Regions from separate parts of the Mus musculus genome. Here region 2 is linked to region 1. A link is a loop called in an ENCODE intact Hi-C map of the cell type or tissue named here. Cell type or tissue: left cerebral cortex. All regions are shown on one strand. Each heading gives the region's core, and the rest is flanking DNA. Links, peaks and the distances in the headings are about the cores only.

The links. Hi-C counts contacts between places; a loop is a spot of excess contacts. Peaks named below come from ENCODE experiments on the same cell type or tissue, not always from the same donor. Only the 100,000 strongest peaks of a DNase experiment are listed, where the experiment ranks them.
Region 2: a loop joins it to region 1, with 3 times the contacts of the local background. A loop is called at or near these places in 5 of 42 quality-filtered maps.

What each region holds. Positions count from the first base shown.
Region 1 is chr17:71,684,106-71,700,429 of GRCm38, reverse strand. It overlaps Togaram2 (TOG array regulator of axonemal microtubules 2), which reads right to left. Exons shown (of 20, transcript NM_177087.4): 2 at 15,238-15,376; 3 at 12,731-12,844; 4 at 10,994-11,281; 5 at 9,693-9,904; 6 at 8,794-8,984; 7 at 4,687-4,733; 8 at 2,434-2,597. The coding sequence starts at 15,265. Among named protein-coding and RNA genes, the nearest start is that of Togaram2, 19 kb to the right of the region's middle. In left cerebral cortex, for the core only: a CTCF peak has its summit at 6,463 (motif pointing left); DNase peaks (open chromatin) are centred at 6,841, 8,108, 8,962, 9,333 and 4 more places; H3K27ac peaks cover 1,760 bases.
Region 2 is chr17:71,733,560-71,749,883 of GRCm38, reverse strand. It overlaps Pcare (photoreceptor cilium actin regulator), which reads left to right. Exons shown (of 2, transcript NM_146082.4): 1 at 1-829; 2 at 5,155-6,329. The coding sequence ends at 5,368. Among named protein-coding and RNA genes, the nearest start is that of Pcare, 11 kb to the left of the region's middle. In left cerebral cortex, for the core only: no CTCF peak of the experiment used is centred there; DNase peaks (open chromatin) are centred at 6,783, 7,191, 9,717 and 10,091; H3K27ac peaks cover 635 bases.

The sequences.
Region 1 (16,324 bases), core at 4,537-12,536:
GAGAAACATTACGACTGCCTCCCATGTGTCAGCCACTGTCCCCGAGGGAACCAAAAAGAGCTAAGTCCTGATGCTCTGGGAGCCTCTCAGAAGGGGTAGGGCACAGGCAGTAAATAGTCGGTCTGTCTGAAATGTCATATGAGATATGCTAGAAGAAAAGCAAAGCAACAATATGACAGCTTTGACTTCAGGGAAGAAACCCCTTAGATAAGTGACTCCCCTCAGCATGAAATTTAGTGGAGACACAAATGAAGACAGGCAACAGGCCACATCGTTTTGAAGAGAGAAACGTTTTAGCAGAAGAGTGACTGACTGCAAAGTCTCTGAAGCTGGGGTGTGCCCTGAGGAAGTAGGGAGCACTGAGTTAAAGCAAGTCAGGAACTGACAGGATCCATTTTATGCTGACTTTTAAGGCCAGGAACAAGGGGTTCTAGCTTTTCGCAAGGATGTAAGAGACCATTTAAAGTCTTTAGCAGAGGCATGACAGGATCCAACTCTTCCACTCGGGAGAACAGTTTCTCCAAAGATTGTATTTTCATAACATTTTATCTTTAAATTGATTGACATTCTTAAGAAGTTATAAGGGCTGGAGAGATGCCTCAACAGTTAAGAGCACTGACTGCTCTTCCAGAGGTCCTGAGTTCAAATCCCAGCAACCACATGGTGGCTCACAACCACCCATAATGAGATCTGACACCCTCTTCTGGTGTGTCTGAAGACAGCTACAGTATATTTACATATAATAAATAAATAAATCTTTTTTTAAAAATGGAATGAGAAGCCCCTTTATGCAACCTCCACCAATGATGTTATCAACAACCATAGAACACTTTGACTTCCATTGTGTGGAGAGAATCAAGAACATGGAAAGCCATTAGGGAATAATGGGACATCTGTGCAAGAATGGGATGGGGTGGACCAGGGTAAAGGGAGAGCGTGGGGAAAGTGGAACACAAAAGCTGTTTGCAAGTAGAGTTGGTTCTGCTGATACACAAAATAAGGAAAGAGATAGAGAGAGGGGAAGAGAAGCCAAAAGTGGAACTAGGATTTTCTGCCTGAGTGGCTAAGAGTTGCCATTCACTGGGTAGAGACCTTGTGAGTGACAGATGCCAAGGTAGGAGTTCTAGGCATGGTAGACTCAGAACCTAATTAGATATTTAAGTAGAGATGCTGAAGGTACGGGGGTGATGCGGTGAGGACTTTGACAGTCTTTAGCCTGCAGTACTTTGGACACAGCAGTTTGTGTCATGGAGCAGAGCACACTTTCTGCGATGATTATGTCGCCCAGAAACCAGAGGACTGAGCCCTGGGGTCCTCGGTGTCTACAGGTCAGGGAGATGGAGGGGTGACAAAGGAGGGAGGAGATGAACTGGCCTTAATGAATGCCCGGAACACCTCCTTTCTCACTTGTATCCCTAGCTGGAAAGTTCAGACGGGACATGTCAGAAGCTGAATTTTCAAACTCAGTGCAAGGCAGAGGAGGACTGAGATGTGACATTTGGGACCTCAGAGGGGTGCTGAGGACTGAGACTGCTAGGAGAGTCACTGGGCTGCTGGGAGTGCCCTGGGTTCCAGGAGAGTGCCGTGATACGTGGAAACAGCCAAAGGCTAATGCCAGAGCCAGAACAGGAGCCGGTAGGGAACAAGCAAGCGGGACCGTGGAGTTGGGGTAACACGGTTGGGACAAAACAACGTGTAGCGTCCGGGCCTGCGGAATGCCTGTGGAGTGAGTGGCTGAGGCAGGCTGTAAGATAAAGTCATATCACACATAGAATTTTCACGGCTGCCCTTCTTAGAGACTGGCTGTCATGCTGTCAGCGAGGCATCTGTGTCTGTGACACAGCACTCGCTCAGGGCAGACCTCCCGTCTCTGCCTCAGAGCTAAGCTGCCATGCCCATTTCAAAGACAGAACACAGGGATCCCATAACAATGTGTGACTACACTCATCTCAATCGGGCAAGAGAAGCCACCTCCCGAAGGTCACCTTTCCAGTGCAAGGTATTTGTCAGCCTGTCAAGAACAGCTTTGGCCCATCAGCCTCTGAGTCAGCTGCCTCTTGGCTGCTATCTTGGGGGTCAGTTCAAATTACTCAGCCTGGTTCAGCTAAGCCTCTTCCCAGCATCCTGCTCCCTCCAGCCCACGTGTCACCTTCTTCTGTCCTTCCCCCCTCCTTCCATCTGCCATCCTCCTTGTTCCTGGTCCCCACACTCAACCTCAGCTTCCTTCTTGACTCTCTCCATCTCTGCAGCCCTCCTCCCCAAACTGTCCATAGGTCCTGGCCTTAAGTACTTGGAGAAGCAGCCTTGGTCATTCTTGGCTCTGCCTCATTCCCCACCAGCTGGCTGGCCAGCTGCCGCACAGCAGATTTTAGAAGCGTGCTTGTATCCAGCCAGTTGGACCTCAGCTTCTTCCTCCTCCTGCTTCCCTGGTACCTTGGTGCTGGACTCCTTCTGGTCTTCTTCGTTCTCCAGGGAGCGGGTTTCTTTGGCATGACTGGAGAATGCTGTCAGAGTAAAGGTAGACTGTGACGAAGCCAGGGACGTTTCGGGGGCTTCAGCAGACTTGGCCTTGACAACTGGAACCAAAGGCTTTGACGCTGGAGAAGTCAAGAGCAGGGACAGAGCTGAAGACAGTGGCACTGTGGGCTATCAGTGGGTCCCTGACCCTGTGCCCGATGGGTTTTAGAGTACAAGCCCTCAATCTTCAGTCCTTCTTGCCCACACTTTCCTAAGGGGGAAGTTAGCATTGCCAGGGAGGTCTAGGACCACGCCATACTCCAACCACTCACTCATTCATTCACTCATTCATTCATTCACTCACTCATTCATTCACTCATTCATTCATTTACTCACTCGTTCATTCACTCATTCATTCACTCATTCATTCACTCACTCATTCACTCATTCATTTATTCATTCATTCATTCACTTATTCAGAAAACAATAACTGCACATTTTATTCAAGTGGACAGAGAGTGGAAAATCAATCAAATTAAATAATCCTTGCCAAACGTTTATACCACTCCAGCAGAACCAGAAGGGGCCTGAGAGTTTTTGAACATTAGTCTAAATCCTCTCATTTCACAGATGGAGAAACTGAGGCCCAGCAATCTTCTTCTCCAAACAACATCAACTCCATAGCAGCTCTCCATCACCCTGTATTTTCCCAATCGGTGGATTTAAAGGTACAGACAGAATGAGTCCCCTAATTTCCTCCTGCCCTTAAACGTGGGCATTCACCACCTCAAAAGAGCTGGCTCACCAGGGGTTCATTGAAATTGGGGCTGCCACCTAGGGATGCCCAGGATGGAAAGGACATTTTGAGTGGTCACCATTTCTTCATGAGGGGTCCTTCTGCTTGTGGCAGAGTGAGGAAGGGTTAAGAGGTCAAAGATGTGGGAGGAGGCACAGATGTTCAGGGGCCAAGTGCTCAGGGTGAGGTTTGTGAGAGTGCCACAAGACGAAAGACAGCATGGCAGCCCTTCTGGTTACTATTGAGCAGTGTCACCCCAGCTGACAGCCAGCGACAAACTGTGCTCTAAGAATTTTCATATATCCAAGTTCTTACCCACACCCCCAAGAGACACCGAGAAAGCCTTGTCTGAGCAGGCTGTCCCTGTTTATGGACACCTGATGATGACATGGTCTCCTGGACCAAACTGCCATGCCAGCCATCTGAGGGCTAGCACATAAGGACATTCGAGGTCTCACGTGTATCACCTCAGGCACCCCAGGCACACTCCACACGACTGAGCCGGGGAGACAGGAGAGGTGCCTGCCTTCAAGGTGTAGCTGCCAGGCTTGCCTCTCAGGCCCAGCTCAGAGCCTCCAGGGCAACAACCTGCCACTCTGCCAGCCACCTCACTTGCTGACCTGATTAGTCAGGGACCTGCCAGGGAGCCAGTCACCCTCCCTCCAGTCAGCTGAGCAGAAGCTCTGTGCGGCCTGAGCTCAGAGTGCCCCTCACAGACTGTGCCCTCCTTGCCTGCCCCCTAAACACTCTCCAGCCACAGTGCAGCTTCCCTCCATCCACAATCTCGCCCCAGCAGCAGATGATCAGCCCAGAAGGGATGACCTTCCACATCCATCCCCCTCCCTTCTCCCTCCTCCTTCTAGAAAACTGCCCTCCCCCCTGCCACACATCCACTCTCTGGTTGGCCCTGCTCCCCTGACCTTTGAATCTGCTGAGAGCAACTGCTGAGGCTTTTGAGCAATGGTTTAAGGTCTCACTCTGTCCGGTGAGGGTATCTCTATGCGCTTTACACAGAGCAAGAAACTGCCACTTGCTGTGTCAGGCCCACTCTGCCACAGGGCAGCCCTGAACGCAGGTCTAGCCGAGCTACTTAACAGTCTCCAAGAGAAGTCGCTGAGCCTCAAGGTAGCCTGGATCAAACTACTCAGCCTGGGTGACCTGTTCATCCCCCCTCGTCAGGATGGTCATGTGATACGTGAATTGGTGTGCATCCTGGCGCTCAGCAGAGCCGGTGCCGATAAGTACCGTTGCCTTCCTGGTTCCTGGCACAGGCTTATTACCACCCTAAAGTGTGATGACTTCAGCTTTCCCGCTGATCTGTGAAATGAGAGGCCTGGCCTGAGGGCCCTCAGGTCTCCCCTGGCCTAATTCCATAACCCAGAACACGGAGGCACAGAAAAGGGAACAAGATGAGTCCTCAGGGGAATACGTACCCGGAGATTTAGGGGTCTTTTCCAGAGGCCCATTCTCACAAGTCAATCTTAAAAGTAAGAGAGAGAAAACAACTGTGAGAGACACCAGGGCCAGAAGCCCGGGGTTGCTCCAAGGTGGGAGATGGTGTGATGGACAGAGATGGGCTCATTTCCTGTCAGAGTGGCAGGACATAGAGCTCCTGACACCAAGACTGGGTTGATTGATTATCAGCCAGGCCAACCTGGGAATCCGTGACCAGGGCTAGGCAATTCCCTGGCTCTGCAAACATCTATTCCCTAGGTCACAGCGTCCACATGAAAGCTGCTGTCTTAAGTTAGACTCATGTCTCTGACTGTAGCATAGCTGATGGGAAAGCTTGCTTTCTCCCCACAGCTCCAGCTACAACCCTTGCCTTGGCCCACGCTGCATGGCAAGTGTGCCAGCTGCTTAGCCACCTTGCCTCCCCCACTGCTCCCCACACTTTTTAAAAAATGGATGCAGATGCTGTCCCGTTCCTGGCTGGGTTGGTGTTTGTCGAGAGGCACCTGCGAGTGCGTGCATGTGGGGGGGGGGTTGCCCAAGGTGAACGCTGAGGGTCTCCCTCCATCTCTCCGCTACGTTTTGAGACAGTCAGTCTCTCTCACTGAGCCCACAGTTTGCTGTTTCAGCTAACGTGGTGACCCAGCTTGCTCTGAGGATCTCATCTGCCCCTCTCACACACTGGGGGCAGAGGTGGATCCTGGTGGCCACCAGCTCTCAGGTGGTCCTAGGGACCCAGGTCTTGTGCGTGCACTGCACACTTTCCCTGCATGTCACCTCCCCAGTCCCACAGTAGGCTTCTAACATCAGAGCTTGTCTCATCCCCACACCTAAGAGCTTTAAGATGGGGATCGGGTGAGGACTCAAGGCCCCTCATACTGAGCCAGTCTCACAAGCAGACTCTTTGTAGCTTCCTAAAGGCCTCTATCATTCCTCCCTGAGTGTCTCTGTCCTCCATTTTGTGCTGTCCCTCCTTCAAAATTCCCCCTAAGAAATCAGCCCAGCCTCATTGAGGCGCTTTTCTATTGGGCTTCCCGAGAGACTGGTGAGGCCTTCTATCTCACCTCCAATCTTACTGAGCTTAGGCTCAATGGTTTACCCTCAAATCTCTCTCATCCCCCCAAAATGTATTCACCCTGGTTTCCAAAGCACCCAGCAGATAGTTGGTGCTCAGTAGTTTTTTTTTTTTTAAGTGAATAAATGATTAGGCAGATGAAAGAGTGAAGTGGCAATAGGGGGAATTTTCCACCTATTTTCTAGACAGCCTTACAGAGGTGGGGAAGAGAGAGCCAAATTGCAGATGGAGAGCTAAGGCGGGTGTGTCCTATGTGATTAATTCCTGCCAGGCCCCTAGCTTAGCATCACAGGTTTTTGAGATATGGCCCCTGACCTATAAAGTGCAAGTTAAAGAATAGAATGAGGTTTTAAACAAGACAAGAAAAATAAAATGAACAGACATTTAAAAAAAAAGAAACAAAATCAATTTAAATAGCCAAGATTTATTAATTAAATCAATGAAACAATGGAAGGGAGGTAGGGGTGGACAGGCAGTCTCTGCCATGTGGACAAGCAGAGGTGACCCCTTCCTGTCCTCCCCAGCCATGAAAGCCAGGTGAGGCCGAGGTGGAAGGACCTTATTGATGTGCAGGACAGAAAAGTGCCACGGAGGAAATGGGGCTCTAGCTCAGGAACCAGCACACCCACAAAGGAGTCCGCCGGAGGCCTACAGACAGCACAGGAGGAGGAAGGCTGCCCCCTGGAGGTCAAACCAAGCAGGCTGCTGGCAGCAAAAGGCAGAAGAAAGCCAAAGACCACTGAAGGGTTGCCTGAGGACGGGACTCAGAAAGGGGAGGCTGAACAGCAAGGGGCTGGATAAGGCAGATCGGGTGGCTGTCTGGGTGAAGTTAAGAAGCAGCTGTGAAGCCGGGCAGTGGTGGCACACGCCTTAGATCCCAGCACTTGGGAGTCAGAGGCAGGTGGATTTCTGAGTTCAAGGCAAGCCTCCTCTACAGAGTGAGTTCCAGGACAGCCAGGGCTACACAGAGAAACCCTGTCTCGAAAAAAAGAAAAAAGAAGAAAAAGAGGCAGCTGTGAGTGTAACATGGGAGGCAGCGTGGGAGGCAGCGGCGGGGACAAGAAACAGATGGGAGCTTCTGTGTGCCTTGTTATTGCAAGGACAGCATGGGGAGGGACACTCAGTGAGGCACCAGAAGCACATGAAGCCAGAGCCAGGCTGCTGAAGTAGGCAAAGGGCAGCTCCTCCATCAAAGGGCAGTTTGGGGAAGCAGGAGGTGCCTCGTGTTGCCATGGTAACATGCATTCCCTTCCATCATACTTCCTCTAATGCTGACCAGCAAGCCATGAAAAACCAGAAGTCCCAGGGAGAGTGTGGGTCTCCAGGGGGAGGTCAGGCCATGGCAAAGTCACCCAGAGCCCAATGACCCTGGAGATCATAGCCACGAGGAAAGACTCCAGGAAAAAAGAAAGAAAAAAAAAAAAACCAGGAATTTTGAGGATGGGCAGATTTGAGCAACAGATGAAAGGCATGTAGGAGAGTGCCTGGAAGATCAAGACATGGGTATAAAACCAAGAGAAAGAGGAGAAAAATGTCAACCCTAGCCACAGCCACAAAGGTCATGAGAGGCATTGGACAGAGATCGAAGACTCTGTCACTAATGCTACAGAGAGAGGGAGAGAAGCTGTGTGCCAGGAGAAGCGTCCCGTGGTAAGGAAGGCCAGTGCAGAGGTGAGTGTGAAGGTGAGGATGGAAGAGAGCTCCCATCCAGGAACAAGTGCAGGGACATGGTCCCACAGTCTAGCAGGGCCCAGACAAAGATAGAGACATGGCTGTGACCAGAGAAGGCAGCCCAGGAAACAGGAGATCTCGGAAAGCCAGAGAGAAATGGAAGACTTTGGAAGATCAGGCCAAAGAAATGCAGGAGGAGGATGTGACAACCATAGGTGGTGATTTAAGTGACAAACGTGCCCCAGAGTCTTGGGCGGGGATGGGGTGGGGGGTGGTAGTGGCAATGTTTGAATAGTGTGGCCTTGCCCACAGGAGTTATGCCATTTGCAGGTGGGCTCTGGGATTTAAAAAGCCTCAAGCTATTCCCGGTATTCTCGCTCTGAGGGTCAAGATGTAAGCTCTCGGCATCCTGTGCTATGATGCCTGATGTTGCCCCACCACCGTGGGCTCTTACCCTCCAGAACTCTCTGTCCGTGTAAATTCTTCCATAACTTGTTTGACCCTGTGTGGTGTTTTATCATAGCAACAGAAATGTACACTCATACGCCGCACCGGGAAAGGCAGACCTATAGTGGCTGAACGCCCACTCACATACATTCCCAGACACTCACATGTGTGTATACAAATGCACACACAGACACAAACATGATTACAGATGTACACTCACAGGCATGTGCCTAGGAATTCTTACATACCCAATTGGGGTATCAGTCTGGGCTGGCCACTGGATGCTGATAGCCGTCTAGAAGGCTCTGCCTGTCTTCTTTACGAGCAGATTCATGATAACCTAGAGCCTCTGCCCCAACTGTTTCTGGGTATGAAGAGCCTTTTGAAGTCCAAACATTTTATGAAAAACCCATATACCCACACATATGTATATGCAAACATACACACACATGACCACACACTATATACATTATACACACATTATACATGATAATAGTGGTGGTTTCAGTATCTGTCAGTTAAGAAAATACAAAATAAGAGAGAGCCACCATGGGCTTGACCATGCCCTAAAACAATGTGTATTTTATTCATCACTATGGCAACTGTAGACATTGAGAAACTAGAAAACAAGTTACTGCCCACATTACTGGTCATGAATGCCTTCAGAGCCAGCCAGAGTCCAGGATCAGAGGAGCCGCAACAACAATGCTGTGGTCTCCGCATGTCTGCCATTCACAAGAGGGGATTTTTACCCTTTCCAAACCTGGTGCCTCAAGACTGTGCCAGCCACGGTGACTCAGCAGTGAGGAGCCCAAGGGAAGGGGGGTGGGGGGCAAGACAAGTTACAGGAGAGATGACCACAAACAGACTTGAGATTTTTAAGTAGGCCGCTTACCGCGTATGTGGGGCCTTTGGTCCCATAAGCACATCCTGGCTTGGACACAGGGGGCTGGGCAAGGAGCCAGGCCTGCAGGAAGAGGTCCCTGTGGGCATCCGGGCCTTCGGAATGGGTGGGATCACGAGGCCTCCTAAAGACTTGTGCATCTTCTCATCAGCGCAGTGTAAGTATTGCCTGGAAATCTGCACCTGTGAGGGGGAGGGAGCCTGGTCCTTGGAAGCATGACTCACACTGTACTTTCTGCTCCTGGTAACCTCGCACAAAGCATCTCCTGGCAGCTGGTGAGAGGATGCTGGGAAATGTCCTCTTGTTTCCCTTTTCGGTCTCTTAGCCCCACTCCAACCCCTCTGGGAAGGTCACCCCTTCCCAACCACTCCAGGTAGGAAGACTGGCAAGCTTTTCCGTCGCTTTAATTATTTTTTGGATTTTAATTTTTTTTTAATCTTCTCATTTCAGAAAAATCTTTGACTGTGTAGAGCTGGAAGGGACCCTCTAAAACCCCCAATTCAAAGCTCTGCTTTTACAGATGTACAAAACAGCTCTGGGAAGGCGATGCCAACGCCTTCCTCCATGCCAACAAGCTGGCATTAAGCAAGAGATGAGCAGAAGACCGGGAAAAATCCCAAAACATGAACACCAAAGAAAGCCTGGGTCCACCAACTCCAGGACAGAAAGGATTGTAGCCCCCATACCTCTCAGGCAACCACACACACACACACACACACACACACACACACACACCACTCTCAGGCCAGATGTAACAGCTGGAACGCTACAGGGAGACGTGAAATGAGGGTCTCAATGCCACCCTGGTCTTGAGGACTGTCTAGAGACATTTAGCCGGGGCACAGGGACAAGAGTTGATAAAGGAATGGGGAGCCACAGAGCTGCCTTACCTCCTGGGCACTGGCTCCCGGGTCCTGGAGATCCTGTCTGCCTCCAGGAGGGTCCAGGTCCTTCTCCTTAGCACTGTTGGCCTCAGGGGTGGTGGGAATGCTCTGGATGGGAGGCATCGGCCTGGGTACCCTCAGGAGCCTCTGTGAGGTGGTGCGGGGGATTGTGCTCCGCAGAGGAACCCCTCTGGGGCCTCCCACCGGATCCAGAGAGGCTGAGCAGGGGTAAGATGGGGGAAGAAGTTAGTACCTGGAGCACGGAGAGCTGAGGGTGATTGCTGTACTAACCTAGGCCTCACATCCTGGGAGAAGAAGGGATGATGGAGGGGGAGGGGAAAGAGCTGGGCTCCCTCCAGCCTGGCACCCAACATCCACCAGATCACTAGCTAAGCAGCGGGTTTTGCGGGTCCCTTTTCATTTCCATAAAACATGGTAGAAATGCAAATCAAAGTCAAAGATGGTACAGGTGGAAAGACAAGAGCAGTGTTGGGCTAAGAGAGAGCTAAGAGAAGGCACAGCTGGCCCTGGATAGACGGCATACCACCCTTCTCATCCCTAACTTCAGATGGAAAATGTCCCTCCTCAGACCATTTGGAGCACTCTCTCCCAGCTGGCTGTGCTATTTGGAGCAACCGTGGAGCCATCAGGAGATGAGACCCAGCTGGAGGAGGGAGGAAGTAGGTCGGTCACTGGGGATAGACCTTTGAAGTCACAGCCCAGACTCTGGGTCCAACCTTGTGTTCAGCTTCCTGACAGGACCAGCCTCAGCCTCATGAACCCACTTCCACGAACGGAGTTCCCCCACCCTGCTTGCCTGCCTGCCCCACCATGCACAGTGAAACAGTGAACCAGTGTAGATCTTCTCCTCTGCAGATGTTTCTGCTCCGTGTGCTGGTCAGAGATGTGAAAGTAATAATATATTCGAGGAATACGCGACAACTCAAGGAATATACTCCAGAGAAAAGTCAGCCGTGTTCCTGGTAAAGCCCAGTCCTTCTGTGTGCATCCACAGAATGCCAATCTGCTGCCAGGCAGAGGCAGCGGCTAATCAATTTCTTCTGATACGGGGGAGACTTGCCTTGACACCCCTAAGCTAGCCTAAAAGACACACGCCCCCTCTCCATCATTTCTGCTAGATTTCATCCTCAATGCTACCTCATATCCCACAACAGCACCCACCTCAGCAGAAACCCACTGACCAGCCCCAATGGACCCCCAAAACCTCAAACACCTGCTGACCCTCATAGCCTGGATGGCCTGGCGTGCTTGATCTCAGAGTGGGTGGTGGCTGGGTCGTGACTCACCTTGAGAAGATGCCGCCATGCCTTCTGAGAGCCGTCTCTTCTTGAGTTTGTCCTTAATCTGGATCGTGTCCCGGGCCACACTGCTGGCCTCTGATTCCAGGGAGGGAATAGCTGCCCCCAGGTGGTGCCCCAAGGGCAGAACTCCAAGGCCCCTGGGGTAGCCATTCCTGGCCTGCCAGCCTTTCAGAGGAGCATTCAGCATGAGACTACTCTGGTCCTCATGTTCCCTTGAGAGCTGTGATGGCTTCTCACTGCTTGGCAGTACACTTGACACTGGCTGCAAAGAGGCTGAGAGAGATACACACACAAGTGGCTTTTCGGCCAAAGCTAATAGGCTCAAGGTAAATACAAGATGTGCCCAAAGCAAGAAAGCAAAATGTTCAGCTGTTGTTGTGAAGGGCTGGGTGAACTTCTGGGCCCAGAAGAGTCCTAGAACCTGGAAACGTGAGGGAAATTGTGGGCAGGGGGCTTTAAAAGCTCAACCACATTGTCTCTCTCCTCAGAATCCCTCGACAGAAGTCCTAAGACCTGATGCTCATCCTGCAGAGGTTCCGCTGTAGCTGGCATACAATCCCGGGACAGCCAAACTCCCGGGACAGCCACAGCCTGAGAGAACACACACCTGCAGAGTCGTGGAAGCCTCCATGCAGAGCAAAGAGGCTGAGCCCTGCCCTAGACATCCGATAGCTAGACACCAGAGCAGAGTCCAGGAGCAGAAGGTGACAGAGGTGCTAAGTGAAGTCAGGACAAACACCAGAGCAGGGCCGCCATGCTTGTGACTCCCCCTCTTGCTACTCATGTCTGGTGCCTTCCCGAGGTCAAGACGCAGGCCCCCAGGGAGGCTGGCCTCGTCTTGCTGGAGTTTGAGAGGTTCCAGGTTCATAGAGGGCTAATCCATACTGAGAGGACCTCTTTCCCATCTCTGGAGGCTCCCTCTACCACCCTCAATCCCTGAGGAGACCCAAGCGATATTTTTGTTTGTTTGTTCCTACTTTTTGTTTAAGGTTTTGGTTTCAGAGATTTGGGGAGGTTTGGTGTTTGGTTGGTTTAGTTTTTCTTTGCTTTGCTACTCTACTTAAAATCATTCTTAAAAGTAGACATCGGGCTGGTGAGATGGCTCAGTGGGTAAGAGCACTGACTGCTCTTCGGAAGGTCCTGAGTTCAAATCCCAGCAACCACATGGTGGCTCACAACGACCCGTAATGAGATCTGACGCCCTTTTCTGGTGTGTCTGAAGTTAGCTACAGTGTACTTATGTATAATAATAAAGAAATCTTTTTTAAAAAAAGAAAGTAAAAAAAAGTAGACATCACTCCACTCACATAAAAATTGATATATAAAATTTCTGTCATATTTAAATTCTCACAAGTATATAATTTCCAGCTTTTAATTTTTTTCTTTTATACAGAGTCTCATGTAACCCAGGTTAGCCTCAAACTTATCATGTAGTTGAGTATGATTTTCATTGAACTCTGAAACTCTGCTTCCTCAAACGTCCTGATAATAATCTCTAGAAGCATCTTAAACGTCCATGATACAAAGACACCTGCCACAGATGGAGAATGTCCAAACATCCAGACACCATCATTTCCTCCTCTGGCCTGGCTTCCAGCAATGTGGCCAGTGGCCTTGACTGGGTAGTTTCTAAGGGATCCTCCTCTCCTGGCCCATGTCAAATACCTCAGAGGGGTCACCAGAGCAATTTGGAGAAACCAAGTCGCTGGGCCAGGTCCTCACCTTCATCGTGAGCAAGAAGACTGGAGTCGATGCCTCCAGGTGGGGGCGCTCGGAGCCCAACACTAGTCCGAGGGACACTCCCACAGTACACAGCCACTGGAGCCGGAACTTTGGCTGGGGACAGAATCAGAGGAAAAGGGTACCTTAAAGCCCTCTAGGGTCAAACCAGAGTATAAAAGAAAAGCAGGCGTAACCATACCCCACGACCATCTCTCTGCTACAAGAACTCAGTCCTCACACCAGAGCCTGGTCCCCTGAGAGGGGTTCCAGATGGGTAGTAACTTCAAAGAATCCCACAAATCCTACCAGCTTCAGCCTTTGCTAACATCCCTCATTCTGCCTGCTTCCTCCCTCTCTGCCTGCCTCCTCCTTCTCTGTTTTCTTCCTCTCTGCCTTATTTCTCCCTCTCTGTCTGCTTTCTACCACCCTCCAGCTTTGGGTCAAGCCCCCTAGTTAGGCCTTTTTCAGCCTCCTTTGGAGTCTCTTCCTCCGGCAGCCAGTAAAACTGGTCCCTGCTGATCACAGCCCTGGCTTCTGTCACAGTGGTTCTCGGTGTTCTTCCTGGGCCACTCTCTGGCACCCATTACAGATAACTGCCTTTGCCTTAGTGAAGGCCTGCCTCAGAGCATCATCCACTACCTGCCTCTTCCCCGAAGGCCTCAAGCACTAATCTCTAGTCTTCGCTCCACTGCCTCCCTGGTTTAGCAAACGGCTCCCTTCATTTCCTAGCCCCAGTACTGTGCCGGGATTGTGGTCTGTACACACTGACTGCCCTGGACCTCTCTTGGAGGAGCCTAGGAGCCAGTGACACAGTGACAGGTAGATGATGAAGAATAAGCAACAGCACAGAAAGCCCTGGGTCAGGGGCAGAGAGGAGAAGGCTTCCCAGTAGGGGAGAAAGCAGAGCAGAAACCAGGGAAAGAAAAGAGAGATGGCTAGGGATGGGCCCTCATCAAAGCTACTACTACCTGCAAATGATGCCTGCGAGGAAAGGGGAAGTCCGTTTTCTCCAGTGGAGCAACTTTAGATACATCAGCTGCAATCCAGGCAGGCTCCATGTCAGGGCAGTGGCCAACCAATACTAACCAAGCTCCTCCCGCAGTTTGTTAGTTAGTTTTGCTGTGGGCTCTTGGTCTCATTTGGTTACATTTGGATATATTTTTTTTTGTCTTGAGTTTTTTGTGTGTTTATTTTTATCATTTGTTTTGAGAAAGAGATATCATGGAGTTGGGTGGGTAGAGAAGTAGGAAGATCTGGGAGGAGTCGAGGGAAAAGAAAGACTATAAAAAAATATGAAAAAATTTTAAAAAAAGGGAAGCCTTCCCCTGTCTTTGGCCCCACAGGCCCGAGTCCTCTCCCTCTGCACTTAACAAATGTCAGTCCACCATAGTCTCAGGCCCAGACCCTCCCAAGCACAGCTCAGAACCACATAAGGGCTGAACCTATCAGCAGGTAAGCCCACCTACAGGGGGACATTCAGTCACCCTCCTACACACACACACACACACACACACACACACACACACACACACACACACACACACACCAGAGCAGGACTTGGGTGTTTTGGTTGTTCTTGTTTCTATTGCTGTGTGACCTTGAGGAAATAAACTACCCTCTCTGGGATTCAATTTCATACTTGTAAAACAAACTACTTGGACTGCACTGGAGTTCATAAAATACCTTCGTCCTATCCCTAGATTTTTCTTAGGCTTTCAGCCTTTCTCTGTTCACCACTAGACTCTGAGGCCAGGCTAGAACTGATTAAGGTTTTTTGGTTTTTGGGGGTTTTTTGTTGTTGTTGTTGTTTTGTTATTGTTGTTTTTTTGTTTTGGGTTTTTTTTGTTTTGTTTTGGTTTGGTTTGGTTTGGTTTGGTTTTTGGTTTTTTGAGACAGGGTTTCTCTGTGTAGCCCTGGCTGTCCTGGAACTCACTCTGTAGACCAGACTGGCCTCGAACTCAGAAATATACCTGCCTCTCCCTCCCAAGTGCTGGGATTAAAGGTGTGTGCCACCACGCCCGGCTGATTAAGTTATTAATTACCAAGTTGTTTTCATATTTTGCAGTATACTGCCTAAGAAGAACATATCTCCCAGCCACTACCTTCTTTACCAAAGTCCCCTGCACATACCTGCTACATCTGGGCCTATCTGAGTTTAACAGCAACTCTGCACTTGACAATCATCCATTTCATCTGGGGGATGGGGAAATCTGTTTCCACCAGAAACAGGAGTGCCTGGACCCTGCCACCCACACACTCACAACCACAAGATTGTATTAACCCTTCAAGGAACCAACCTACCTTGTCTCAGAGCAGACACAAAGCCATCCAGAGTCCCCAGGGCACCCCACACTCCCAGAAGACCAGGGAGCCTTGCAGTCAAGACAATTGAAATCAGGAAACCCAGTATCAGCCTGTGGTCAGCCACCACCTGGCTGCATCTCCCCAGAGGAGCGTGACCCCTGGACTATCTGAGGAAGTTCCACAGCCCATCAAGGTCCCCCTACCTAGAGTGACATCGTCACGGGTGTCCATGCCCCAGGTGGGGAAGGTGCCCACCAGGTTGCCTGGAGGTAGCGGTTGTCCCTGGGCCCTGAGTGCAGGCCTCAGGGGTCCAAAGGATGCTGGTCTGTGACATCCAGGGCCCTATGTGCAAACAAAACAAAAAACAAAAAACACTTTTAAACCCTCTGTGCGATCCACTGGAACTAAAGCCTGGCTGAGGTAAAGAGATCAGTGCCAGGCCCAGGATGCCCTCCTGTCTTTCCTGACCTTTGCCCTCTCTCAGAAATGCCCAAGATCCTGAGTCCCAAAGAAAAGAGTTCACTAGGAGGAGTCTCAATGGAGCCTGATCAACCTGTCACCCGATGTTACTTGGACATGACATCTTCAAGCCTCGAGGAAGGTAAAATCCTATCACTCTTTCCAGTGCTTTCTATTTTCTTCCAAAGCCCTTTGCAGAGCTGCCTGGAGTCTGTGATGGACACTGACCCTCAGCTAAAGCTTGGGGTGTCGGCAGGGTTGCCTCAATACTGGCTGCTCTCAGCTTAGGCCTGTCTGCACCTGCATGAAGACCTTGGCACTTATTCTCATCTGACTGAACAAGCCACACCTCTCCGTCTTGGCCACCTTGCCATTTGTTTACCTCAGCTTATTCACTCTGAGCCTTTCTCCCCTCTCCCCCTCAAGCCTTTGGGGTCAGCCATCAGCTCTTGCCCTTCACTGAGTTTCACTTCTCCTTTGACAAGGGAGCCTCACTGCAGGCTCGGAAACTCCACACAGCTTTATGCATTTCTTCTTGAGAGAGGGTGACAGGCGGAGTCTGGGGATAACCAGACCAGCTTAGCGGCAGAGTTGATTGAGCCTCCCGGTGTGCCTCCCTCCAGATGCTGTCTGGGTACAGGCAAGGGCACTGTGCCAGCTCCCTTTAGTTGAGCAACAAAACTTAGCTCAGGAACTGAGAAACCTTCCTTCTGCCTGGAAACCAGCCTGCCACAAGCCCTGCCTGGCCCCAGAAGACAGGGGAGTGCCCAGCAAAGTCTGGCCCAACAGGTTGAATGAGACCCAGCCCTGACCCAGCCCTGTCTGCCTGCT
Region 2 (16,324 bases), core at 3,591-11,590, 50 kb before region 1:
AGGCCCGAGCAGAGACTATAGCAGGCTTCTCCAAGCAGCACCAGAAGGCGATTCCCTGGCACCACACCAACCCTACACCTGGGCAAAGCAGGACGTTGGAGCCCAGCCTGGCCAGGTTTTCACGAGACCCACACTCTTCAGAAGCGTCCAGAAAGGGTCCAGAGAGAAGCCTTCCACGAGTCAGAAAGGCCTCTCCCCAAAGAGCACAGTGGGCATCCCAAGGGGACAGGAGGCTGCAGAGCCTGCCCTCCAGTCATGGACCATCCCAGCCGGGCCTCCCTGCTGTCCTCAGCTCCCCCAGCCCTCCTCTGAGCCCCAGGACCCTGAGCCCACCAGCCACAAGGAAAACTACTTCCCCACCATGCCAGCACCCGCAGTCCAACCCAGCCCCAGGGAGCCCTCCTGTCCGACGGACAGAAACAAACACCCCCTCCTCTGCCTCCTGTTCATCCCCCTCAGTGTCTCCATCACGGGGGTCCAAGGACTCAATTCACTCTGAGGACAGTGAGGCTACCACAGCCAAAGCATCCAGGAACACGTGTTCCATATTCTATCCAGCCGCCACTTCTCTCTTTGAAGCTAAATCTTCATCCTCAACATCCCATCCACAGATGCTGCCAGAACCTGGGGGCCTTTTGAGGACCCCAACAGGAGGCTGGAGGGGCAGCTCGGGGCAGCGACTGAGGGCAGACTCACAGAAGAGAACGGTGCTGAATGCCCTCAACCCCCTGCCTTTTGTCAGAAGGACAGCTTCAGACCGCCAGCGCCAGCAGGGCGACCAGCTTCAGCAGTCCCGCTCAGACTGGGAATTCCATTCCTGCCAAAACAGGTAAACGGTGCCTCACACCACTGTCCAGAGGGTGTAGGCAGAGGGAGTGGGCTCTGTGGACTGTCTGGTTTAATAGATTTCAAACCGTGTTCCAAAGGAAGAGGCAGTAGGGGATAAAGTGTGGAGAACAGCCAGGGGTCGTTGCTGACCACGGGTTTCACCTGATGGATGACCCTGCCCCAGCGGCTGGCTCACAGCCTGCCTGAACATAACAGCTAGCCTGTGTTGTCGATTCCCCTGGGCTGGGAGGTTCTCTAATCGTCAGAATCTTTTAAACTCTTAAAAATGATTGAGAACCCAGTAGCTATTATATATGTGGGTTATACCTACTATTTTTATTAGAAGTTTAAACTGAGAAATATTTTTTAAAGTCCATTTTATACTCCCAAAAATAATACATTCCTGGGGGGAGGGGGAACTGGTATTAAACTCACAATCCTCCTGCCTCAGCCTCCTGAGTTCTGGGATTACAGTCATGAGTCACCATGGCAGGACAAAAATACATATTCATTAAAAGGAGAGAAAGAGAGAGAGAGAGAGAGAGAGAGAGAGAGAGAGAGAGACAGAGAGACAGAGAGAGAGACAGAGAGAGGGAGAGGGAGAGGGAGAGGGAGAGGGAGAGGGAGAGAGAGAGAGAGAGAGAGAGAGAGAGAGTTGATGAAAGGAGTATTTTCATCTTGCATTTTGTAGACCTGTTGGTGTTATCTGGCTTAGTAGAAAAGACAGCTGAATTCTCAGATCTTCTATAGTACATACTACTCACCCATTGATTCAAAACTACCCTAACGACATTCCTAAGAACATGGACTAGGAACACCTTTGAATTATGAGAAAAATTGGTTGCACCTTAAGCTTCCCCCCACCTAGAAGTGTCTCTGAGATACCCAGGGCCCACATCTTAAGAACGGCTGGTCCTAAAGACAGGAATAGAAATAGTGGAGAGGGTCCCCTGACCCCCGAGGACTTGGCTGCACGTCTCCACCAGCTTCAGACATCTGTAGAGTAGGGGCATTCGTGAGTACCAGCATCCAGAGGATGGGCTGCCCTTCCTGCCCCAGGCAGACTGAATGCCCAGTGTGCCTTTCCCAGCAGGGACAGGTTGATACAGGCTATTGGCCCAACCTGCACAGAGCTGTGGGGTCAAGGAGGCAGAAGAACCATCCCATGAGCTGAAAGCACTCCTATGCTTGATGGACTGTGTTACAGAATAGGCAGGGGTGGGAGTGGGGGCATGTTAAGCGGAGGTCTATTAGAGACACACTCTATCAGGGCACTTGATATCAGATCAGACAATACTCCGACGCCAGCGTTTGCTGTCTGTATTGCTCTCAGCCGTGTCAACCGGCAGCTAATTTCTGCCTGGGTGATATGCATCACGGGTTTCACAATGTATCCAGGCATAAATGATAATTTCTTTCTTTCTTTCTTTCTTTCTTTTTTTTACAAAGTACTCAGCAGTCAATTTTAAATAAAGATAGTATCTCGGGAAAGTTGTGCATGGTAATAGTTCTATAACCTTCCCCAGCCACTTGAAAGAAATGAAATATTGATTATTTTTGTAAGAATCTTAGCATAACTCTGCTCTTTTCTTTCTAAGAACCTCGATAAACACTACTTACTCTGATATTAGATTTCTAAAACCGTACCCTTCAGGAGGAGATCTTGAGAGTATAGGAACAATAAAAAGCATTAATTAAAAACACTAACGTTTAAAACAGCAGGAGCGTAAAATCGCTCAAGAAGAAAATAATGCCCTTCTCCCAGGCTTCTCCTCCAAATAGAACAGCCTAAAAGACTGTTTCATGTTCTGAATCGCAATACTGTGTGAGTGTGTGAGTGTGTGTGTGAGTGTGTGTGTGAGTGTGTGTGAGTGTGTGTGTGTGTGTGAGTGTGTGAGTGTGTGTGTGTGTGTGTGTGTGTGTGTGTGTGTGTGTGTGTGTGTGTGTGTGTGTGAAGGCGTCATACTTGTGACTTGAAAGAAGAGTCCACCAAGGTCAATTAGAAAGTCACGTTATCACTTGCTCTCATCCCTGTCCCTTTGGGTGCGACTACAAAGTCTGAACCCATGAAGGGGAAATGCCGGTCTCCCACCAACCACCCTACACCGAGGCGTGCGTTTTGCGTGTGAGGCAGAAGCCCATCCACAGTAAGCCAAGCCTTTGCCTCTCTACAGAAAACAAGGATCACTGTCCGCCATCCTGCGTATGAATAAACGGTACCAGGGGCTTAGGTATGGCTGCCTGCCCCAAGACCACACAAGTTGGTGCCAGAGAGACAGAGAGTGCTTCCAAACCTGGTGCTTGCAAGGATACACTGTCATGTGCATTGTCTTGCAGCTGAGTCAAGCAGACAGACTCCAATGCCCTAGAGTTGTCATTGACTTCCTCCCTTCTGTCACTCCATGCTAGACACAAGCCTATTTTGTAGAAAAAGAATTATGTTTGTATCCTACTGCTCAGGGGCCCTAGGAGTCAGCCCTTGGAGGTATCTCCAGAAAGTTCAACCACTGGGCTTTGACTCTTTGTGTATATGCCAACCCACCCCCACCCCCACCCCCACCCCCAGGTGAGACTGCATCTCTAGTCTCGAAGTATTGGAGTCCTATAAACACTCCAGAAGCTGCTAGACTTTCTCCCCTACACTCGATGCTTCTCATCATTGCCTGGCCGGAACTGGTTAGGCTGGAGCACTGTGTGAGTCCCACGGGGTGCTTGGCTCGGGCTGCCCAGTGGCCAGCAAGACAGCAGGTAGACAGTCTGTGTTAACAGTTCCAGAAAGAGACTGAACCACAGCCAGAGAGTGACAGCCTGTAAATTATCAGGCTCCTGGCCTCAGCTTCACGCAGACAATGGAAATCGGGTGAGGCTGGGAGAGAGATTTTAAATCAAACTTTCGTGCCACCGTGTCAGCCTTCACAGGGTAGTACATCTCTCCCCCTCCCTTCCAGCCCCTGGAACATGGAGAACAAAGTCTAGGGCATGGAAGAAGTACAACCTGGGTATATGTCCTACTTCCCAAGGGTTCGGGGAAAAGAGTGAAGAGACAGCTGAGGACTAGAGATCACTGTGTGCTCTGTGACAGTGGCTCGAAGGCCCAGCGGGCTTCTTGTTCTTGAAATAAATGAATGTGCGCCACCCTGACCACACTCTACTCCCCCCACTCTGATGCTGTTCACATCCAAACACAGGCTTGTCCACTGGTTTGACGCCCATGTGCGGGGTAAGCACACAGGAGCATGTTGTCACAGGCAGAATGTCACAGGACTGTACAGGTAGGCAGAGCTTTCATCTTGCTCTGGAAGTGACTAAGAGCTCTCTAGCCAAGGCCCAGTTCTCTGAGCCTTGGGTACCAAAACTGTATGATGTGTGGTCCATAGAACCCCCCTTCTGATGCGACTTCCTGTAAAGCAGCACCATAGAGACAGCTCCCCGTTATCCACTGAGTGTGTACAGGGAGTTGTGCACACAATTTTCCCTTTCACTCAGCACTGGCACCTATGGGCCCCGGAGAGCTTGGCACTGTTATGATTTCCAGTTTACAAAGGGAAAACTCAGACTCAGTGGTTAATTCACATGCAACAAGGCACACAGATGACAAGAGGAAGAGGCAAGATTTCAACCCAGGCAGCCAGACTCCATCCTCCCCATTGCCAGCAGCCCTTGTGGCTTTTAGAGTTAGTCCTGCCTACCTAGGCTTGTTCCATGCTTGTCATAATCACACCCCAGTCTCCCAAAGCATAGCCAATCAGAGTTGGGGTTCTGTGAGGGTTCCTTCCCCGTTCATACCCTTAGTCAGGCCACTCAGGGGTAGGGAAGCTCTAGTCTAGCCAAACACTGGGTGAGACTACTCAAAGCCATTTCTATTTGATTCTATTCAGAAAAGGAATGGCAGCTGTGCTGAGCAGGGAAGATATTTTTTTCCCTTGCTGTTATTGTTTTCAATTCAAGCAACTAAGCCTAGCTCTTTATTAAGCAAGACGTGCTTTAGAAAAACAAAACAAAACAAAACAAAAGGCCCAGTCCTCTCAGGCTCAGTTCAGAGTCACAGGATTCCAAGCCTAGAGGGGGGGAGCAGGAATCAGCCTGCCTTGGAAGTTCAGGGAACTGGCTCCTACCACGTCTAACCAGACAGGCATGCAGAACCGACAATCTGGCCTTCCAAGTGTGATATGGAAAGGCAGAGGCCTGATACCCAAGTCCAACCCTAAGCTAGATGTAAGAGGGATGTGGAGGGAAGAGATGGGCAGAGGAGAGCGAGGTACAGGAAAGGAACCAGGAGAAAGAGTGGAGGAGTGTCTGACCTGTCCTTGTACTTTCTTTTGGCAGCAGCAGCAGCAGCAGCAGTGAGGAGAACCCCAAGCAAGAACTCCCACCTTGGAACAACTCCAGAGTCCCAGAACTGCAGGGTAGTAGCACCAAGCGGGCATCTCCTTTGGAGCTCTGTGTGCTGGGCCATGGGCTGCAGCCAGAAGCCCGAATGAACCGCGGCCAGGACAGACCCCAGCCAGAGTCACAGCCCCAGCACAAGGAAATATCTTGACTCGTGGCTAGTGGGGGTTACCCTAGAACACATGAAGTACTAGTGACGTGTTCACACTGCACCATGGGTGGTAGACAAACCAACTCGAGCTGCGGTTGACTTGGAAGGATCTTGAAGACACCCCTACCAAAGGGTTTTCAAAATCTCAAACAGCAGCTGGATTCACTTACAGATCCTGCTTTGCCTTGGGTTTCAATGTTAATGGAAACTTTAGACCCCACAATGATACCCTTTATCTTTCCGAGTGCTGGCCTTAATTAGAGGGATAATATATTCATGCTTAGAGGGCCATGTGTCTTACAAGATAACCATTGGTTATCGTGCGTCATTTAAACCACAACAGTGTGTGAAATAGTGTCCTCCCGTTTTACAGATAAGAAACCCAAATGTGTCGGGGGAGGGCCCCCCCCCCAGAGTTGTGCTGGGGTTTCAGACAGATGTGAGAATGGAGCAAAACCGGGTACAGATGTGGCTGGCCTTAGACTCTGCGTTCTTCATTATGTTCTATTGCCTTAGACTATTCCATCACTGTACCTGCCTGTGGCATAAGCATAAAGAGAATAAAGAGAAGCCTTTTGCATTTAAGGTTAAATGGTATGATGGCTAATGTTCGGTCGTGTCTGTGAGGGATTTCCTAGATTGAGTTCATTGAGATAGGAAGACCTACCCCACTGTAACTGGCACCATTCCACGGAGGGGAGAGGGTCCTGAACTGCAGAAAGAGGAAGTCAGCAGCATTCATTTCTTCCTGCTTCCTGAGTGGGGATACAATGTGACCAGCAGCCTTCAACTCCTGCCACAGCATTGATGGACTGCATCCCCCAACCGGAGAGCCAAGACAAAGCCTTCCTCCCTCAAGCTGATTTTGTCAGGATACTGTGTCCCATCAAGGAGAAGAGTAACTAGGACAAGCGGTAACACAGTGTTGAAGTCTCAATTAAAAGCTTTATTTAGAAGCTAATTGCTCCTGTCATGAGAAAATGAGGGGAGTTAGAACATCTAGCCCCTCCAAACCACCCCTGCACCCCCTCCTCACATTTCCAGCTCCTCCTTGCAGCCTCTCCTCCCTTGGCCTCAGAGTGTATCAAATTCTCTGGCTGGGCTAAGCACTTGCAGGCTTCTTGAACTGCATGAGCACAACCAAGCCTCCACAGCAAGAGGCCTGTTCTTTACACGGGGTCAGGGCTGAAGCTCCAGAGGTGGGAAGGGAAGGATGCAGGCTCACTTGCCTGGCTTCCCAAAGCTGCTTCTTGCCGAGTTTATTCCCAGGTCATCTGCAGAGAAGTTCTGCTGGAGCTGGAAGCAAAGCAAAGAAGCATGGGTCATGCCCCAAACCCCACTTCTGCCAAACAGCTAGATACTTGCTGCGGATCCTGGAATTTTTCCATCGGGAGCTGTGGAGTACTTTCTATTTAGAAAAGAATTTGCAGTAATTGGGTGATTCAATGCCTGCTCAGTGGGTTGTCAAAAGACAAGAATTCTCACCCACGGGTACAGCTAAAGAGGCTGAACTTAGCAGATCTGCTGCAAAGCTGACGTTTTAAGTTGAGAAGATCATAGACCTCTAATTGTCTCCTCCTCCTCCTCCTCCTCCTCCTCTTCTTCTTCCTCCTCCTCCTCCTCCTCCTCACTTCCCCCTTCCTCCTTTCCCCTTCCTCCCCTTTCCCTTCCTCCTCCTCCTTCTCTTCTTCTTCTTCTTCTTCTTCTTCTTCTTCTTCTTCTTCTTCTTCTTCTTCTTCTTCTTCTTCTTCTTCTTCTTCTTCCCCTTTCCTCCCCCCTCCTCCTCCTCCTTCTTGCTGTAGTTAAAATAGATTGTGGCCTCGAGCACATGTTATACTGGGTCCTGGAGCCTCCAGCTACCTCTTGTTCTCACCCCAGGGACAGACTTGTAACTCTAACTAGATGAATCTCACATGAATTATCATGTTATTAAAATGAGAGTGGCAGGGCTGATCTCTTCAATGACACCAGAGTCACCATTGACTAAATAAATGACCAAGAGGTGCCATGCTCACCCCTGTATTCAGGCTCGTATTTGTCAGGGTTGTTGTGTTGACTTCGGAGCAGTACCTGAGTCATGGGGTGTAGTTCTGGGTTGGAGTCTAAAATGTGCTGGCTTCAATCTGGATGGCACCCAAAATGGCTGGCAAGCAGCTTGAGGAACAAGCAGGCAAGACTGGGCAAGCCCAACACAGCAGGGCAAGCCTAGGACAGCAGGACAAGCCCAGCACATCAGGGCAAGCCCAGCACATCAGGGCAAGCAGAAGCAAGCATTGCAAGTGGCGTTTGAGAGCTTACCCAATGTCACTGACTTCAGGGACCACTGATTGGCAAGTATCTCTTGACTTGTTCTAGGGTTTAGAGCATCAGTTCTCAACGTCTAGGTCCCAATTCCTTTGGAGGATCACATGTCAGATATCCTGCATATCATATTTACATTATGATTCATAACAATAGCAAAATTACAGTTATGCAGTAGCTGAAATAATTTTATGGTTGGGGGGTCACTGCAACCTAAGGAACTATATGAAAGGGTCACAGCATTAGGAAGGTTGAGAACCATGGGTTTAGAAGTAGATTTCTGGGGTTCTAATGAAATAAGGCAGAGCCCCAGCTGTTGGGATTACACAGAAGCAGAGTAGATGAAATTGGGATGTAGGGGACCCTGACAGCAGAGAAATGATCCAGGTGAGGTAAGAAGGAAATGTAGTTCAGCTCAAATTCGTTAGCCAGCACTGAGCCAAACTTCTGGAGTCTGATGGCAAGTAGTTTAATTTTTTTTACAGTAAAACTTGAAAAAAAAAAAGTTTCCTTATGACAATTATCACAATAAAGCTTTAGTTGTGCTAAATCAAAACTCCTTTGCAAAGTACAATCTCTTTAATAGAACCCGGTACTTGTTTGCACTAGAATGGTTTCTATTGACTGATAAGCAATGCTCAGTATTTGGGGGATTTAGATGAGACTCCATGGATGAGCAAAAGATCTCCCAGTTATCAAACGACATCTACTCCAGCCTTCCAAATGGAACAGGTGTCCGTTTCTTCCATTGAAATAAAAAGCCCGAGTGTCTAACAGTCTGCTTATCTGTGAGCTTGCAGACCTCTCGCTCACTACACTGGGGTGCGGTGGATGCAACAGAAGAGGGCATTTAAAAAGTTGTAGTTTCTGGAACCCAGATGCAAAGAAGAACCAGATAACCCCAGAGGAAGGCAGATCACCAACCCAGGCCTCCCTCATCTAAAGGCCCAACTGTGGCAGTTCAGGTTAGGTTGAGTACATTAGCGGCTGAGAGCCTCTACTGCACTTGTGAAAGCTAACGGCAACCAGCCTGAAACCAGAGGATGTGCTACCTCCTAGTGGGTCAGCACCCTAGACCACTCCGTGGAAGAGCCGTGGATGAACTTATGCCAGGCCCCATGATGGTGCATGCTAGGGGCCTCCCAGAGATTAGGCCTTCCTCCTCACATACTATGCTGTCAGCAAGACAGTGAACAGCAGCGTTTATGTACTCTGTCAGCCACACACAGCTGCTTCTCACCCCTCTAGAAGAGTTATCATGTACTGAGAGCCTTGAGGGGTTGCCATATGCCCTTACATGTGATATAATGTGAGGCCCCCAACTGCCACTAGAAGACCCAGGAAGCAATGACCAAGTGCTCTTATGGCCCTGTGGCCCACAGGCTATGGAAATTCTGAGGTATCTTCTACCAGAGCACATCAGGAGAGAGTTGCCAAAGCTAAGGAGCTGGGAACAAGAGATGCAATGAAGTTTGGAGGTCAGACATGATGAGCTGACAGACACCAGAGCAGGCGCTTAGAAGTGAAGGCTTGGTCACCAGCTTCACCTAGCTTATGTTACCTGTGAGCTAAACGCCAAACAAAAGAAATTAAACTCACTTCAAGCTGCAAGCCTTAAAGTATCAACTCAGGTGTATCCCTCCTGGAGACCAGGCCTTCCCCAAAAGCCATGTTTCTGGTCCTGCCGTAGGGAGAACATTACTGGTAACATGAAGGGGCAGGTTCAATCACACTGGTTTTCAGAATCTTTTACCTATGCTTACCCACTCCGTCAAAGAGCCTTGCCCTCTCTGGGGCCAAACCCACTTCTTTTGCTCAAGAGAGAAGATAGCAATTTTTGTTTATTAATAAACCAATGAGCCCAACCCATCAAGCACTCATCAATGTACTTCTCCATGGTAGAGTTAGAAACCAGCAAGGAATACCATCTAATCTGCCATTCTTCATACCAGACAAGGAGGTGTCTCCACAGATCCGTGGGGTGCATCACACCCATAGTCTTAGTTGGGCTAACTTGCCTCTGGCAGCGCAGATACAGTCTCCATCCCCATGGCAACCTCGGAGCTATAAGGAGGGAGGTATCGACCCAGCTTTTGCCCAACACATTTAGTAAAACAGCAAACAGCTATGCCCCGAGGGGAAAACACAATCTTTTATTTCCATCAAAAACATCATGAAGGGAGAGAAAAATAGTGCAAATATAGTATCCTGACAGAGCAGTGATAGCGTTTCGCAAGTATAAATACAATCCTCACGATGAAATATAACCTCTCTGTGGACTGTGCTGTTGTTTACTATACGCTACATCTATTTTCCTTCCTTCTGCCACACCCCAGTCCAGAACCTCAAATAATCCAAATGGATAGGAATGCACAGCAGATGGAACAAAGAAATCCCCACCCCTTCCATTGCAAAGAGCTGATGTTCAACAAGGCATGATTCATAAATCCTACCGTGTGAATGAAAAGAGATTTTAGAAATGTATTCTTTCTTCTAAAATAAACCAGTGTTTTGCATGTACCCAGGGAGCTGGTACAGTAAATTATGCGTGTTGACATGGTTGTCAATTGGTCATCTGGTCGACCGCGCACAGGCTGTTGAGTACCTACTCTGTCTTCCAAAGGAAATCTTTGCAAAGGTAATATATTTTTAAGTAGCCCCACATCAAAAGATTTTGTTGAACCACCATAAAGTAAATGAGTTCTGAGCCTGTATTAACAGAACATGGTATATTGCACTACCGTTTTCATCCTGTGTCTACCTAAAGCTTAAATAAAATCCCATCAATCCATCCAGACGTTTTTATGAAATGTAATTAAAGATGCATTGCACATGAGGAGGCACAAACAGTTAATTCACTCAGCTCCCCTAATTCAATTTTATGGAGAACTCGGACTCTGCTGGCTTGATTACACTTGTGGACTTCAGAAAGTCACTCTGAGGGTTACATGTGGGCCCTGCAATGGATAATAGTAGCTCTCTCTACTGATCTGACAACCAGGGTTCCAAATGCTGACATCCCAGACAGCCTACAAGCCTGTTGCTTGAATCAGCATCAGACGTTAGCTGTAATGGCACTGGCAGGCCTTAGTTAACTAAGGGACAGCCACATGTTGTATGGGGGAGGGCCGGGGGCACTGACCAAGAATTAGAGTAAAATTAGAGAAGAGGGAGGGGTGGCAGAAGTGTGGCTCACTCTTGGAAACCAAGATGGCTCCTGGTGACTGGGATTAGGGGGCAGGCACACCTGTCTAAATCACCTTTTTGAGCCGTCTTAGAGATTCCCCCCCCCCATTCTGTGTGTGTGTGTGTGTATGTGTGTGTGTGTGTGTGTGTGTGTGTCTTGAATATGCAATTCTGCCTGTCTTTATTTTACAATTCTGATAAAGAACTCAATATCATTTCCTCAATTCCAGATCTTCACACTGACCCATAAAGAAAGTGAAGAATGGCTATCAGAATGCTGGGCCTCGTAGCCCAAGTCAATCTCAGCAGTGGAGAGGGAGGGTGAGGAAGGTATGAATGTCAAGTTTGCATACATATACACATACATATACAAATGTCAAGACACCCTAGGCTATATAGCAAGACTTTGTCTAAAAAGAGGGCGAGAGGGGTAAGGAGGGAAGGAGAGAAGAAGGGAAGAAGGAAGGGAGGGGAAAGAGGAAAATCAGTAGTCAAACTCTGTAAGAATTGACTGGGTTATTTGAAAGTTTCCATGTCTTTCAATGTGAAAATAAAAGATTAAAACATTTTGCGGGGCAGTGGGTATGGGGGAAAGAGGGGAGTGGGAGAAAACCCGAGTCCTGCCAGAGTTTTTGTGCTCTGGGCTGGCAGACTCGGAAGGACTGCCACACACTCTTTCTATATGGCCCTGGGTGGGTGTCTGGCTGTATGAAGTCACAAACCCCAATTCAGTGGGTGGTGGACAAGGGGCAGTCCTAGGCACTAGGTTCCCAGTTTCGGACATCCCAGATACCACTGGACACCACGGAAAAGCTGAGAACAGAATGAGGGCTCCGGGGGTGGCTCGGTTAGCCCCGGAGCTGAAGGGAGGAGAGGGCAGGGGGAGAAGGAGATGCTGCGTGGTTCCCACTTAGGCGAGAGTCCTTGGTTCCGTCTGTGGCTGGAGCACAGGAAGGCCTTCCAGCGAGAAGTTAGACACAGCTCTTAGGGGAAAGCCTATCCCATCGTTCAAGCATCGCAGGCCTTGATGAGCAGAGACAGTCTGTGGTTTTAGAGCTTTATTGTAGAAAGACAGAGAGAAAGAGAGAAGGTAGAAAGAGGGAGAGAGGCCAGCTATGGCCACGTGGGGTGGGGGGAGAGAAGTAGGGCTAGAGATGAGAGTAAGGAAGGTGAAAGCTTAAAGAGATCAAGGAGGGGCCAAGCAGCCCCTTTTATAGCGGGCTGGGCTATTTTGCTGTTGCCAGGTAACTGTGGGGAGGAGCATACCTGGCTATTGTCAGGTAACTGTAGGGGTGGAGTCTAGCCAGAATGCCAGGAGCTTGGGATATTGTCTGCATGACTGATAGTCGCAGAATTATGGAGTTGGGGGCTCTGTGGTGTCAGGCACCTGACTCTGGGAACGTGGCTTGCTTTTCCGTCCCTTGTAGAGTTCTCTACTGGGTCGCCGGAGCAAGCCCCATTCAACCAAAATAGGCTGCCTATCACAGTCTCACAACATTTTGCTTACAACCCGAAGTCTATGTGTCAAATGTACCAGACGTGGGAGAAATTAAGTTCCTGATGCTCATTTATCTCAGGCAGAGTCTTGGGGTGATCTGTCAGTCAGATAGATGGTCAGCAATTACTTTGGCCCCTAAACGGCAGCTCTGATACAGCGGCTGGAAGGAGGAAAGTCCTGACAAGGATTATATTTTCTCTGTGTGCAATAATCTCCCTTTCCAAAATACAATTACCTACATTGTTTCATTAAACTTACGTCCTGCCAGATTATGAGCAAAGTATTTCTTCCTCACCTCTTATAAAAATGAATAAAAAGTGATGTTGAGAGCTGGCCAAAGATGTGTCAGTGGCTAGTGGCAGGAATTCTAAACCAGCTTCCTTCCCAACGCACCTGCCACAATTCCACCTTCTTATTGCTGTGACCCTTTAATATTCCTCATATTGTGGTGACCCCCTCTGGCATAAAATTATTTTGTTATTACTTCATAACTGTAATTTTGCTTCTGTTATGAATCACAAAGTAAATAACTCAGTTTTCTGATGGAACCCTGTTAAAAGGGTTGTTTGATACCCACAAGGTCTCAATCCACAGGTTGAGAACCAATATTCTAGATGGCCCCAGGGTGGGGCTCCTTCTTAAAGGAGACAGCACAGCCTTCTTGGGGAGTGGGATCCCTTTACAAATAGAAAGCTAATTTTCATATCCAACCACAGCTCTGCCATAATTTCATGCATTCCTCTTACACTGACCTGGGTAGAATTTTAAACAATAATCCCCACTGTGGACCCAACTAGTCCCCTCTTCTCTCTCCAAACACGAACTGCTCCTAGCATTAAATGAATGGGAGTCTTTCCCAAATCCTTGCTCGCCCTTACTGCCATGACCACAGAGTGGCTGCCAGGTGACAATATGACAGTCCCCAGCAGCTGCTGCTGCATGTCCCCTTCAGGGAATGGCACTATACCCTCAAATGGTAAAAGATGACAGATTAAACAGAAAAAGAAAAATGCAGGCCCTTCATGAAATTATTTATCTAGCTAGCCCCACTCCCACCCCACCCCCGTTCCTTTGAAAGGGACAGAATTGACTGTGTTTACAAAACCCGTTGCCTCTTTAAAACTATTGTTTGGTTCCGGGCTTCTGATATCTGTTCCGGAGTGCTGGATCACTTTCTGCATGTAAAACTCCTCAAGGAGAGCCCAAGGTGATGCTAATAACAGCTGTCAACCCACAAGGAGGTAATTATAAAGCCATGATTAAAACAAACCAAACCCTTCAGATGTCACAGCCTTCTTCAACGGAACACCAGGTTGACAGGAAATCAGACACCAGACCGCCCCCTGAATAAGCCCAGGAATAATGACCAAACACATTCTCCACATGGTCCTGACTCAGAAACACCCACTGGGTGAGCAGTGAGCACCCTGAAGCCCAGCTAACAACAGCACCTCCTCCAACCTGCCTCCTCTTAGGTCTCATCAGTCTGGCTGCCTGCTACTCTGCAGGGTCCAGGGCCCCTCCCCCAGAACCAGCTCTACAGTGAGATTGACCAAGCGGCCATCCCAGCTTCCTCTTTCCTTCCCCCTCCCCAGAGCTTTTCATCAATCATGCTTTAGAGATTCTAGTTTAGAAAATTCTGACCACTTGGACGTGGGCTTGCCTGGAAACTTAGCAATCAGAGTATTAAGAAGATGGCAGAGGTCCTGTCTGGGCTGGTTCTGGGCTGAGAGGATGGCTCAGATGGGAAGGTGTTTTCTGTGCAAATATGAAGACCTGAGTTCAGCCTCCAGAACCCACACAAAGAAGCTGGACACAGTAATTTGTACCTGTAACCCCCAGAACTAGAGAGGCAGAGACAATTGGGTCCCAAGGGCTTCATTGGCAGCCAGCATAGCCTTATTCTCAGTGAGCCCTGGGTCAGGGAGAAAGAGACCCTGACTCAAATACCTAAAGGCTCTCTCTGATTTGAGGTTTTGATAGAAAGTCTCCGGGATCAGAGTAACTCCAGGAACCTATGGAATTTCAACAGTCCTTTGGGCTAGCCTGGGGAAAGAACTATCTTAAAGGTGTAGAGGACCCGGATAGGTCCAGTTCAGTAGAGTGCAGACCCAGACACACATGAAACTCCACCTACTTTCTAGCTACTGTGTTAGGGCTTGATCTGATCGAGTCTGTACTTGACCAGACTCCCTGAGAACTACACTGGCCGAGGTCACTCACTGCACCCCTGGGTCCCAGTTCCCCCAGGGAAGGAGAAAAGTAACCTTTTCCTTCAGGGACATCAAGAAGAGTGACAGAGCACATGGCAGGCATTTGATTATCAGGCAGCCTTGTTCTCCAGCCTTCCTTGGCTCACAAGGAGAGCAGAGAGAGCGAGAGAGCTATCCTCCCCTGCACTGTGCCTTCAGATGGAACTCAGTCAGCTGGAGAGTGCTCTGCCTGCCATACATGTCTGCTTCCAGCTGCAAGCCCCCAAGGAGCTAGGAGAGACCCAGCAAGGAGGAAGGCCTTGTCCAGGTCTCCTTATCCGTTTCCCAGTAGAAGGGGTGGGAGTGAAAGAGGCCAAGGGCCTGTCAAGCAAGGACAAAGGGGCAGAAATGACAGAACCCCAAAGGTGAGTAGGACCTACTTCCCAGCAGAGAAGACAAAACAGACCGTTTGTTGACCTAAACCCTCACAGGCTCCATGACCCCAACACTGCAAGTGATCCACATCAATAGGGTCTCCAAAACACTGACCGCCCCCCATAACGTCACAGCCACAGTTCTGTGACTTGTGCTAAACAGTTTGTAAGAATTACCTCATTCATCTTCATAGCAGCTCCGTGCAGGTGGATATTATTATCACATATACCCCACTGTTGCGGCCGGCCAGCAGCTCGCAACGAACGGTTCGACTGAGATGGCCACTCAAGCTAAGGGAGGAACTAGACGGGGAGAAAGAAGAAACGGAGCCAAGACAAGTTCATCCTGTTCAAAGCTCAATTTTACTAGTTCCGACATTCAGTTATAAAGGAAGGGGGAGAGAACCCGATTCCCGCCAACTGGTCTCAGGGTCCAGTAGCAGGGTGAACACATGTGTGGCTCCGAACAGCAAAGCAGCAGGTTCCAGCAGTGGGCATGGCAGAACGATTGAGCGGGAAGCTCCACCCCTGAGCAAGCAGGTTTCAGGCTGGGGGAGAGGAGACTACACCCCACCACACTACCACATGTGCGTGCACACATCAGCAAGTCACAGTGCCTAGTCTTCAGCTCAGGCCTCCGGCCTCTGTACCTGAGCTCAGTCTGTGTCTCCAAGGACCCCCCTCAGCCCCCCCCCAGAGATGAGAGGGAAACTGACAGGCCCAGAGCCCCCATAGAGCCAGAGACATTGTGGGGTTCCTGAAGTTGGACACAGATTAGAACCTCTTGAAGAAAGGAGGTGGGAGGAAGAGGAGGAGGAGGAGAAGGAGGGGAGGAGGGGGAGGGGAGGGGAGGGAGAGGGAGGAGAAAGGAAGGAGAGGAAAGAAGGAACAAAGGAATGGACAAAAGGAGGGAGGGCAGAAGGAAGGGAGGGGGGAGAGAGGAAGGGAGGGAGGGAAGTAACCTGTGCCTCAACCCAGACCAACTGAATCCAAACCCTGATGGAGGGACCCAGCTACTACACTCTGACTGTAGCCAGAGTCTGAAGCATAAGGTAGATTGTGAAGCTATGTCTTTCTCCCACCTCCCTCTCTATGCTCCATTTTCTCTCCTCTACCAAGGAGAACAGAAGATCCAGTCTTTACATAGAAGGAAGGACATGAACACAGGTGTTGCCTGTAGGTTTGGGCTGTTCCACTTTGTGCTCTGGGTGGATCGCCCACGGTGACCACTTACCGGAAGTCCTACATGGTTGGGTGGCTTAATCCCCTGCTGTTCCTGCTCCTCCGTCCCATTCTTCTTCCCCCTCCCCCACCTCCCGGAGACCCCTGCCTCCTATCCACGGAA